Linked DNA regions of Homo sapiens: region 2 is linked to region 1. Evidence: chromatin contacts called from ENCODE Hi-C or POLR2A ChIA-PET data. All regions are on one chromosome and are shown on one strand. The core of a region is the stretch at or near the end of the contact, and the rest is flanking DNA. Distances in the headings are between cores, read along the strand shown.

Region 1 (5,865 bases), core at 1,142-3,641:
TCCCAGCTACTTGGAAGGCCGAGGCAGGAGAATCGCTTGAACCCAGGAGGTGGAGGTTGCAGTGAGCCGAGATCGCGCCATTGCACTCCAGCCTGGGTGACAGAGCGAGACTCTGTCTCAAAAATAAATAAATAAAATAAATAAAAAAGTCATCATACAATACTAAAATTTCTATTATAATTTGTTTTATACCAGAAAAGACTATAGGGAAAATTGGAATGTGCAGAGTGCAACTATTTCCAATTATTTTTCAAGAACTAACTCAAATTCATCTTTCTCCCATACCATAGTTATCTTTCTTTTATTACTCTTAGGATTTGCTCTTGAACTCATTAATTTAAAAACCAACCTACTACTAACTAGTAATACTTCTTTTATTATATAAAATCATCTTGCAGCATTTATTTCCTTGTTTTCTTAATGTCTTGGACTCTTCTATGGGTTATAAGTAATATACTGCATCCCCTATAATGACTAAAAGTACTGTGTACATAAGTAGGCTTAAAGCACATTCTACTTTTCAATGTGATTTCACATACATTTGGGATGAAACAAAAGACCTGTAAAGATAATGATTATTGTTCTACCTAGACATGACTTAATGTTAAAATCACTTGCTTGTCAAAGACCTTAGTATTCAAAATAATGGACAAATTTACTCTCAAAACAAATTCACTCCTTTGGAAGGACTGGCTTACAAACAAAACTTCTACAAACTAATCATAGAATTTCATAAAGTATAAGGTGCTATGTTAAGTGATTTACATTAATTCATTAACCTTTTGAGATAGGTGCTATTACATTACCACCTTATAGATGTTAGCTCTAGGGCACGGAGTTAGAGAAATTTGCTTAAGGTCACAAGTGGCAGAACCTGGGTTCAACCTATGCAGTGAGTCCAGACATTTTGCCCCTAAGTACTATAATATACTATACTATACTATACTATACTATACTATACTATACTATCTATACTAAATTACTCAATACATAATTTTAAGAAGATTTTGGTTGTTTTTCTGCAGAATCTAAGTTTGTTTTCCTTAACTGATCAAAGACGTGCTACTGTTGAAAAAGTATTAAGCTTTGGTTCAGATGACTTAATGGTCATTTGACAAATATGTTTGGGCACCTACGTACACTTAGTATTATTAAGTACCTGCCTAGTGCTAAGGATTTGCACATAACTCATTTACTAAATCCTCCCGACAAGTTTGTGAGTTTGGTATTGCTAATCTTAAAGATGAGGAAATCTGGGCACTGCAAAATAACTTATACAAACTCATAAGGCAAATAAATGACAGGGCTCCAATCTCTTAACTCCATTAACTACTTAAATATAAGGAAAACCTGGCAGCCATTGCTCTGGAAAACTGGAAAAGAAGAATCGGGAGCCACGGGAAGAAGGAAAATGCCAAGCTTCTGGTCCCACAGTCTCACTCTCCCCAGGATCCCACCTTATGCCGCCAACAAACTAACCTCATTACTAGCGACACCAGGAAACTTATCAGAGATTCGGGGATCTAGAGAGCCAGTCCCACAGTCTCACTCTCCTCAGGATCCCACCTTATGCCGCCAACAAACTAACCTCATTACTAGCGACACCAGGAAACTTATCAGAGATTCGGGGATCTAGAGAGCCAGGCTCTGGGCAGGCGCTTAAACATTTATAAACTGATTCCCTTTAGGCAACTCTCACCAAGCAAGAAGCATTTAGCGAAGGCCAGAGCAGAGCACTGACCCAGGAGCCCTGGAGGAGCAAATGCCAAGGTCCCAGACCTGTCTGCCTGTTTCGCCTGTAATCCCAGCACTTTGGAAGGCCGAGACGGGCGGATCTCCTGAGGTCGGGAGTTCGAGACCAGCCTGACCAATATGGAGAAATCCACATCTCTACTAATAATACAAAAATTAGCCAGGCGTGGTGGCGCATATCTGTTCCCAGCTACTCGGGAGGCTGAGGCACGAGAATCGCTTGAACCCGGGAGACAAAGACTGTGCTAAGCCGAGATCGCGCCATTGCACTCCGGCCTGGACAACAAGAGCGAAACCCCTCTCGAAAAAATAAATAAATAAATAAAATAAGTACGGGCAGGGCAGGCCGGCTTCCATCTCTCAGATCCTCCCTGGTACTTATTCAACCCCCGACAAACTCCTTCTGGCCGCTCCTACACCCCAGGCCTGGCCGGGCCTCCCCTGCTTCCTCTCACCGTCCTTCATCTGGACAATATTGCTGGCGGCCACCCGGTCGGAGGCGACAAGAACATAGTCGGGGCCTTGGATACCGATGAGGTACTCCATGGTGGCGGAAGGCCAGGGGCTGCAGGTCCGACACAGCACGAGACTCGCCCGCTTCCAGGTCTCACCGGTGAGACAGCACCTCAGAGCGAAGATTGGCGCGACGCCTGCAGCACGACTTCCACGGCGCTCTCGGATGACGTACAACTGTCGCGAGAGGTTGCAAAGCGGGCGCGGCGCCGGGTGCCTTATGTTCAGTGCTTGTCTCTGGGATCGTACGGGTCTCCTCCGGAGCAGGCTGTGCAGGTCACTTGCCTTATGTGACGCCCAGTTTCTCTGTTTACACACTAAGATTTTAAAAGTGGCTTTAGGATAAAATCACGCAGTGTATGTAAGGTGCCGAGCACGTGTGGGTGTCAAAAAGGGGTAGGTAGCCAGGCAGCCGTTTCCCTACGTTGCTCGGTAAAATCTCCCCAGAAACCCCTTTCCTGCAAGCCAGATTGGAGAAAAATTAACTTGAGGGGAGCCTTACTTCCATCCTTCACAAAAATAGTATATGGTTGGATTAAAGATATAAGCATGGCCGGGCGCAGTGGCTCACGCCTGTAATCCCAGCACTTTGGGAGGCCAAGGCAGGCGGATCACCTGAGCTTGGGAGTTCGAGACCAGCCTGACCAATATGGAGAAACCCCGTCTCTACTAAAAATACAAAATTAGCTGGGCGTGGTGGCGCATGCCTGTAATCCCAGCTACTCTGGAGGCTGAGACAGAGAATCGCTTGATCCCTGGAGGCGGAGGTTGCGGTGAGCACTCCAGCCTGGGCAACAAAAGCGAAACTCCGTCTCAAAAAAAAAAAAAAAAAAAAAAAAAAAAAAAAAAAAAAAAAAAAGAGAGGGAGAGAGATACAAACATGGAAGAAAAAGTAGAAAAATATTTCTGTAATTTTTGGAAGAGATGTGTTTCTAAGCTTGACAGGGAACCCAGAAGCAATATGAGAAAAGACTTGACAGATTTGACTACCTAAAATTACACGTCTCTATGTGGTGAAAGTCATTATCATGCTCAACAGTAAATGTAAATTGGGAATGTTTCAATTGTAGAAATAGTTACTATTTTGGACCTTATAGACAGAAGAAAGGAAAAAGTTAATATCTATAACTTAAAAGATATTCCTACAAACCAATGGGAGGGGAGCCGGGTGAGACAATACCATTTTTAAAAGACCCGGCAGGGCACGGGGGCGGATCAAGAGGTCGGGAGTTCGAGAACAGCCTGGCCAATATGGTGAAACCCCGTCCCTACTAAAAATACAAAAAATTAGTTGGGCGTGGTGGCAGGCGCCTGTACTACTCCGGAGGCTGAAGCAGGAGAATTGCTTGAACCTAGGAGGCGGAGATTGCAGTGAGCCGAGATAGCGCCCCTCCACTCCAGCCTGTGCAACAGAGAGACTCCATCTCAAAAAAAAAAATAAAAAATAAAAAAAGACCAAAGACTAAGAAAAACAATTCACAAAAGAAGCAACACGAATGGCCAATAAACATGAAAAGATCCTCAACCTTGATGGTAATTAGGAAAATGGGAAATAAGAAACAATGAGAAAGTATAAATTGGGGGTAAGGTTCTAAGTTGTACAACCTTTTTATAGAGAACAATTTTAATATCTGTTAAATATGCATAACCTTTTGAATATGTCCAAAAGAAATGTTTGGACACACAGTCCAAATATTTGTGTACCGAGATACTCAGTGTTGCCAGGGGCAGTGGCTCACGCCAGTAATCCTAGCACTTTGGGAGGCCAAGACGAGCGGATCACGAGTTCAGGAGTTCGAGACCAGCCTGGCCAACATGATGAAACCCCGTCTCTACTAAAAATACCAAAATTAGCTGGGCGTGGTGGTGCGGCACCTGTAATCCCAGCTACTGGGGAGGCCAAGGCAAGAGAATCGCTTGAACCCGGGAGGCAGAGGTTGCAGTGAGCCAAGATCACACCATTACACTCCAGCCTGGGCAACAGAGCAAGACTCTCTCTCAAAAAAAAAAAAAAAAGAGAGAGAGATATTTAGTGTTGCAGCACTACAACACAAAAGAGGACCAACTTACGTGTCTAAAAGTGGAGACATTGTTGGGCCGGGTGTGGTGGCTCATGCCTGTAATCCCATCACTTTGGAAGGCCAAGGTAGGTGGATCACGTGAGGTGAGGAGTTCGAGACCAGCCTGACCAACATGGTGAAACCCGGTCTCTACTAAATACAAAAAATTAGCCGGGCGAGGTGGCAGGCGCCTGTAATCCCAGCCACTTCAAGAGGTTGAGGCAGGAGAATCGCTTGAACCTGGGAGACAGAGGTTACAGTGAGCTGAGATCGTGCCACTGCACTCCAGCCTGGGCAACAAGGGCAAAACTCTGTCTCAAAAAAAAAAAAAATGTAGTACAGTCATAGTGGAATATTGTGCACCCATAAAAAGAATGAGATGAATCTAAATATACCTATATATTCCATGGCCCAAGATACATTAAGTGAAAGTAAAAATGCTTTTTTATATGTAGCCTGATGCCATTTTGTTTAACTATGAATATTTGAATATGAATGGAATACCTGTAAATACCTGTTTACAGGTATTCTAGTGTCAAATTATTTGCATTTATTACCCTGGTGAGTGTAATTTGAAGGGAGAACTTTCACTTTTTATTTTATACACATGGGTATTGTTTGAATGTTTTACAGTGCTCATGTACTATTTGTATTTTTTCTAATAGAAAAAAAAACAGCCATCCCTTTATATCTTGAAGCAATTCTGAAAAAAAGGTGAAATATTTCTTGATTGGGTTTCTGACATCCACAACTGAGTCTTCATACTAGCTTATTGAGAAATGGGAAACGAGTTGCAGTTGTATCTCCAAACACAACTATGCAATTCGTTTGTCTCTGCAGAAATTGTAATACTTTATTCTGAATGTTTCTTCCAGCTCCCTGCACATAAAGGAACACAGAGCCTGAGGAGTTTGAGGCAGCCTATCAATCATGGGATGGATGCCAGGGGCAAGTGAGGTCATTAAGTCAACCATCCACTATGAACACAGCTGCATCCATCACTCTAGAAAGATTGTTTTCTTAAATACCACTTGGAGGGGGGAGGTCTCTCTCTCTCTCTCTCTCATCCTCATTGTGTGTGTTTGTGTGTTTTTTTAATTGCAAAAAGTACATAGTTATACTATATATACACACATACACAAACAATATAGAAGAAACAAAGAGTTAAATACCTTTCCTTCCGCCAAAGGTAACCACCCACTGAATGTCTGTATCCTTCCAGACTTTTCCTTTGTACATACCAATATTCATTCATTCACAAACGCTGCAGATTTCTGAATTGGAAGATCCACAGTATTTTTATTATTATTTTTAAGGACTATCTTTTAAGCTGATTCATCCTTCTTTCTTTCCAGGCTTTTTTATTTTTATTTTTATTTTTTTGAGACAAAATCCTGGGTTCAAGTGATCCTCCTGCCTCAGCCTCCCAAGTAGCTGCACTACAGTCACATGACACCACACCCAGCTCTCCCTAGGACTTTTTGAAATCTGCTTTAGCTAAGTAGCACTAGAGCTGCCCTCATTTCTTGTTAGTATAGAA
Region 2 (5,865 bases), core at 1,577-4,076, 130 kb before region 1:
GTGAAGACAATAAGGATGCCTATAAGATGATCCACTTCCACTTAATGAATACTAAGTATATTTTCCCTTGTGATTTTCTTTTTTTTTTTTTTTTGAGACAGAGTCTTGCTGTGTCGCCCAGGCTGGAGTGCAGTGGTGCAATCTCGGCTCACTGCAACTTCCACCTCCTGGGTTCAAGCGATTCTCATGCCTCAGCCTCCCAAGTAGCTGGGATTACAGGTGTGCACCACCTCACCTCGCTAATTTTTGTATTTTTAGTAGAGGCGGGGTTTCACCATGTTGGCCAGGCTGGTCTTGAACTCCTGACCTCAATTGATACACCTGCCTCAGCCTACCCCAGTGCTGACATTACAGGCATAAGCTGCCGTGCCCAGCCCCTTATGATTTTCTTCCCTTTTTTTTTTTGAGACAGAGTCTTACTCTGTTGCCCAGGCTGGAGTGCAGTGGCGCAATCTTCGCTCACTGCAAGCTCCACCTCCCAGGTTCACGACATTCTCCTCCCTCAGCCTCCCGAGTAGCTGGGACTACAGGCGCCTGCCACCACGCCCGGCTAACTTTTTGTATTTTTAGTAGAGACAAGGTTTCACCGTGTTATCCAGAATGGTCTCGATCTCCTGACCTTGTGATCCGCCCGCCTTGGCCTCCCAAAGTGCTGGGATTACAGGCATAAGCCATCACACCCAGCCAATTTTCTTAACATTTTATCTAGTTTAAGAATACAGTATATAATGCATATGACATACATAATATGTGTTAATCGACTGTTTATCTTATTGGTAAGGCTTCCAGTCAACAGCAGGCTTTTAGTAGCTACATTCTGGGGGATTCTGAAGTTTATGCAAATTTCCAACTGCACAAAGGGTTGACATTCCTAACCCCTACACTGTTCAAGGGTCAACTGTATATTCTCGCCCTTTCCAGTCTACTCACCACATAGCCACTATCTGATTATGTCATTCCCTACTTAAAACTCCCTAATGGTTTCCCACTGATCTTCAGATAAAAACCAGTATTTTAATAAGGCCTCAAGGTTCTGCATACCTCTCAAGACTTCTCTTTCACCACCAGCTCTCTTTCTCCGTTTGCCCAGCAACACCAGTCTCTCCCAATTTCTTGAGCTCGCCATATTCTAGGGCACCTAACACACTTTGAAATTGTTATTTCCTCTGCCTGAAATACTCTTTTTCCCTGTTTCTTTTCCGAATTCCTACTTCAAATATCAGCTTAAACTTTCTTTCTTTAAAGTGGCCTAACCTGACACCTTAGTTTGTATTAGGTGCCTGTTGGATGCTTTCACGGCACTCTGTATTTACCCTCTCATTACCCACATCAAGCTTATAATTATTATAATAATTTAATTATTAGAAATGTAATATTCCTTGCCAGAGTATAAGCCTTGTTAAGGCAGAAATGATATTCATCTTATTTATTGTAATATTCCCAGTATCCAGCTTAGTATAGTACCTCGCAAGTAAATACACAATGACTATGACCGAGCCTTTACATACACTGTGGCTCTGTCCAGAATGTTTTTTTACCACCATTAACCCCACCCCAGTACAATCCTACACATCCTTCAAGAAATGTTAAACATCTCGGAGAAGTCTTACCTGCACATACACACCACTTGCCTGCTGAAGTGAATCACTTCTTGTGTTCTTACTGCATTGTGTACATAAGTATGTTAATGCAATAATTATACACCACTGTAAATACCTATCTTCATGTATCAGTCTCCACTAGATTATAAACTCCCTGAGGGAATGAACCATTCTTATTCACCTTTGTATCTCTAAGGCTTAGAAAAGTGCCTGACATTGACAGTAGGTAGCCATAAATGTTTATGGGCATATTAAATCTAGGATTGTTCTCTAATACTGCACTAAAAAGTTTTTTTCTTAATATTAAATCTGGGTTCCAATTCTAGCTATGCTGCATGATCACTGGCAAACTGTTTAACCTCTCTGGGCCTCAGTTTTCTCACCAGGTAAACAGGGCTAATAATGCCTACTTGGAAATATTGCTATGAAAATTAAACAAAATGATACAGTGCAACAATTAGTACACAGAGCGCTTGGCATGTCATAGCCCACTCTGGCTTCAACTTGATAGAGACAACTAGGACAAAACAAATACAAAAATAAGTCACAGCAATCAAGGAAGACTGAGCAGAGAGTGAGTCATTCCTTTTAATCATTTCCCCAAGGAGATCAACAATGAAGAAACATAATAAGCAGAATAAACTCTACTGGTGGTATCTCCCTTGGCATATACAGCTTGGTGAGAATTCACTCCAGAGACCTCTTGGCTAATGGCCACATCCTGCTCCACAGCCCAGCAGGTCAGATCTTAATCTGTAGTACCAAGCATGGTTAATTCTGACTGGAATAGAAACTACCTCATAAAGAATGTGTTTACAGGCGAGAGATGGAGGAGAACTTGACTGTAACCACATCAATCAACTGTTTTGCAATTTGGCAGAAAATACTGCAGAATGGTTGGTGAATACTAACAGCCATACAACTGTACTTACCTGTAGCCAAGAACCAGCTTAGACTAGATAATGAGCAGCTTTCTGCATTTACCAAAACAATGGTCAGACCTACATAGCATGAACATCTCTAGGGTCAAATTACCCTTTGTACATCTGGGCAGCACCAAAGAAGCTGACACCAAGCAGCTTTATATATACACTCCTCAGCCTATGAGCACTGCCCGCAAGCATCAGCTTCATTGCTCATATATACCAAATGTAAGAGCAGATTTAACCATTTCTCTGCTCCTTATTCATAGCATGCTTACCTCTGCAGAGCCACTGGTAGTCAGACCACCTAATTCGTTGGAGTCATTCACTTTAGAATGCTGTGTCACTATAGGTGTAACTACGTCACTGGGACTACCTCTCTTCTGAAGCTTCCTGATTAAGCTCTGCTGGTCACTGGAAGATACAGCAGGTCTGAGTGCAGCTCTGGGTGGGCTCTGCCTCCAAGATGCCCAGTTCCAACCTAGCCCCAGAAGATGTGGTACATCATCTTCAGGTAGAAAGCCCAAATCATCTGCAGTTTGGAATTTTTTTAAAAACACCAGCATGGAATTGGAGGAGTGTGTCCTAAAAGCCCGGCAGCTCTGGGGCCTGCTGCAGTCTGCCTGAATGCACATCCCTTCTAGCCACCAAAAGACATGGCAGGCAGAGTCCTGGCAGCAGGCAGCCCAACATGACTGGAGAGAGGGGGTTCCTTCAAGAAGCCAGAGGTGATTTTCTCCCCCAGATCTCAGGCCAACTCCAAATTGTGTCTTCCCCTGCTGGCACCTGCTCTCACTGGCATCTAAAAACAAAGAATGAAAACATTTTCAGATGAAATAAAAACAGAGACTACTGCTCCATAAAGAGCCCTGAGAACCAACATTTGAGGTTATTTTGAAGACGAGTTTTTAAGAGGGTGAGAAAGCCATCTAGTGAGTGGAACAAAGGAAGTGAAAGAGAGTGTTTTTTGTCTTCGGATATTTTAGGTTCTAGAAATACTGCTCCACATTCATTAATTGTTCTCCTTCTCAATGAGTTCCTGCCATGGAGACCTTTTACACAGAATGTCACTTCATAAACAGGAAAACAAAAACAAAAACAAAAACAAAAAAAGAGGTATTCTGGTGGAAGCATATGCAGGGAAGTGGCAAGTTGGGAGGAAGAGGGCAGAGTCCCAATACCTGATGACCTCCCACTCACCTCCAAGGTATTTCTCAGGGACAATGTGAGAACTGTGGGACCAGAAGAACAGGTAGCAATGTGAGAACTGTGGGACCAGAAGAACAGTTTCCCCAGCAAACTGGCAGCAACACAGACTGAGTACTCTGAACCTCATGCAGTTAATAGGCACATTCATTCTTTAACCAATCATTTGCCAAAGTCAAATGGTTTTGCATATCATAGTATCAGCCAGAGTGGTAGTCAAGATTACCAAAAATTTTAACCACGAGAGCAATTCTGCTAGAAAGAACTTCCTAATGACAAGTCATGTCATGATAAGAAATAATGGAACCTAAGTACAACAGTGACATGCTATGGGTAACCTAAATAATATGATCCAAAATTCTGGCTAATGTTGCTGATGGATAAACTTTGGACTGTTTTAATTATTTCAGGTATGGCATTGATTTTTCTGAAATAGTATCTCACCTCTGTTTTCTTAGATGAAGTCAAAACTTGTTCTAAATGGAAGTGATTATGTGAGTTCATTTTAAGGTACTGGCTCTATAGGTGTCTATTACCAGCTATTGTCAGGGTTATATAGAAACAGAACTAGGGTGAGGCAAGAGAGGTGCCTCAGGCACAAAATTTAAGGAGGTGCTCACTTTCAGAGTCATTCCAGCAAAGGGTTGGCTCACAGGACCTTCATAGTGAGTGTCTCTTTAAATTCTGTGTTCTGGGCACCTCTCTCCTTACCCTAGTCCTGGCCCTGGGCTTATAACATAAAATATATGTTAGAATTACATAGAAAAAATATGCAATAGAATCAAAACACTGAAGATATGGATAATCATGTCTGCATGTACACACAACTGAAAAGACCTCTAACGAAAGCAACTGACAATCAGCCAAAGCCAATCTGACTCCCACGGAATACTTACTAAATGTCCAACGGACTAAATGTGGAAACTAATCAAAGATAAAAGGAAGGTAAAGGCAAGCTTCTAGAGTATTGAGTCAGGAGCACTATGGAAGCCAGCACTGGCACCAACCTAACACCAGACGAGGCAATTTAGAAGGCCACAGAAAATAGAACTCCCTTAAAAAAAAAGATGAAGAATACCAACTACGAAAAAAAAATCAAGCTACCAACAGATACAGAAATACCCCCTCATTTTTATTTATCCTTCCACACAGGCACCAATAGTAAGAATCTCGGTAACAGCTAACTGAGTGAACAGACTTTGTTGAAATCAAATTGTTTTATCAGTAACTACTATTTTTACCTTTATATCAATTTTCCTTCATTCTTCTCATAACTATTTTCTCATACTTAAGAGGTCAACACAGATGAAAATTATCTGTGCTTTTTTCTAAGCTGATATATTATTTAATTTTTAAAAATGCAATACAACTTCCACTTCTGCTCTTGAAGAAGGAATTGCTATGGGGCTTGCCTTCCCACCATGAATAACTAGAAAACTAGACAAAATATATAAAGCAACTGTTTTTAGACACTGGACAACAGGCAGTGCAGGACTATGATCCCTGAAAGGAAACAAACCAGGTGAGCTCTATGAATCCCTTGGCTTTCTGCTGGAGGCATGCTCCAGACTGTGGCACAGGCAAGAAGAAGGCAAGCATAACAGGGCAGTTGCTAAATTGAGGAGACGGAGTTCAGGGTGACTGGTAGTTAGAATGTTTAAACAAAGTACCAGAAAGGAGGAAGCTACACAGAGAAAGAGCTTCAGAAATCTGAACAGTAGTCACCTTCAGTTTTGGCTGAACACTGATTTACTAAGGTATAGGTTGAAACTGCATGAGGGAAATTAGAAAATATTTTGAACAGAATGAAAATAACACAATATATAAAAATGTGTGGGATACAGTTAAAGCAATGTCTAGAGGGACATTCGTAATTTTAAATGCTTATTTCAGAGAAGAAAAGTCTATAAAATCAATGATTTAGAGAGACACATGGAGAAAACGACATGTGATGACAGAGGCAGAGATTGGAGCAATACGGCTGCAAGCCAAGGAAAGCCAGGATTGACAGCAACCACTAGAAGCTAGGGGGAGGCAAGGAAGGAATTCCACCTCCAGTCTCCAAAGACATCAACCCTTCTAACACCTTGATTTTGGATTTCTAGCCTCCATAACTATTAGCATACACAGGGTTC

What was found. A loop is a pair of places that touch in the nucleus more often than their neighbours do. ChIA-PET counts read pairs that join two places held with the same protein, here RNA polymerase II (POLR2A). Pooled maps may share reads with other maps.
Region 2: a loop to region 1 is called in a pooled map, with 4 times the contacts of the local background. The contact joins the enhancer-like site here to the promoter of PSMB2 in region 1. A Hi-C loop is called at or near these places in 6 of 50 pooled maps. POLR2A ChIA-PET finds 5 or more read pairs at or near these places in 2 of 52 experiments (activated CD4-positive, alpha-beta T cell and naive thymus-derived CD8-positive, alpha-beta T cell).

What each region holds. Positions count from the first base shown.
Region 1 is chr1:35,639,135-35,644,999 of GRCh38, forward strand. It overlaps PSMB2 (proteasome 20S subunit beta 2), which reads right to left and starts at 2,392. Exons shown (of 6, transcript NM_002794.5): 1 at 2,208-2,392. The coding sequence starts at 2,298. RefSeq lists enhancers at 1,367-2,332, 2,121-2,580, 2,333-3,297.
Region 2 is chr1:35,503,810-35,509,674 of GRCh38, forward strand. It overlaps KIAA0319L (KIAA0319 like), which reads right to left. Exons shown (of 21, transcript NM_024874.5): 3 at 2,803-3,326. Among named protein-coding and RNA genes, the nearest start is that of KIAA0319L, 51 kb to the right of the region's middle. RefSeq lists an enhancer at 3,407-3,456. Within about 2 kb of position 2,827, at least 11 of the 41 ENCODE cell types and tissues checked have a DNase peak (open chromatin) inside an H3K27ac peak, as active enhancers do.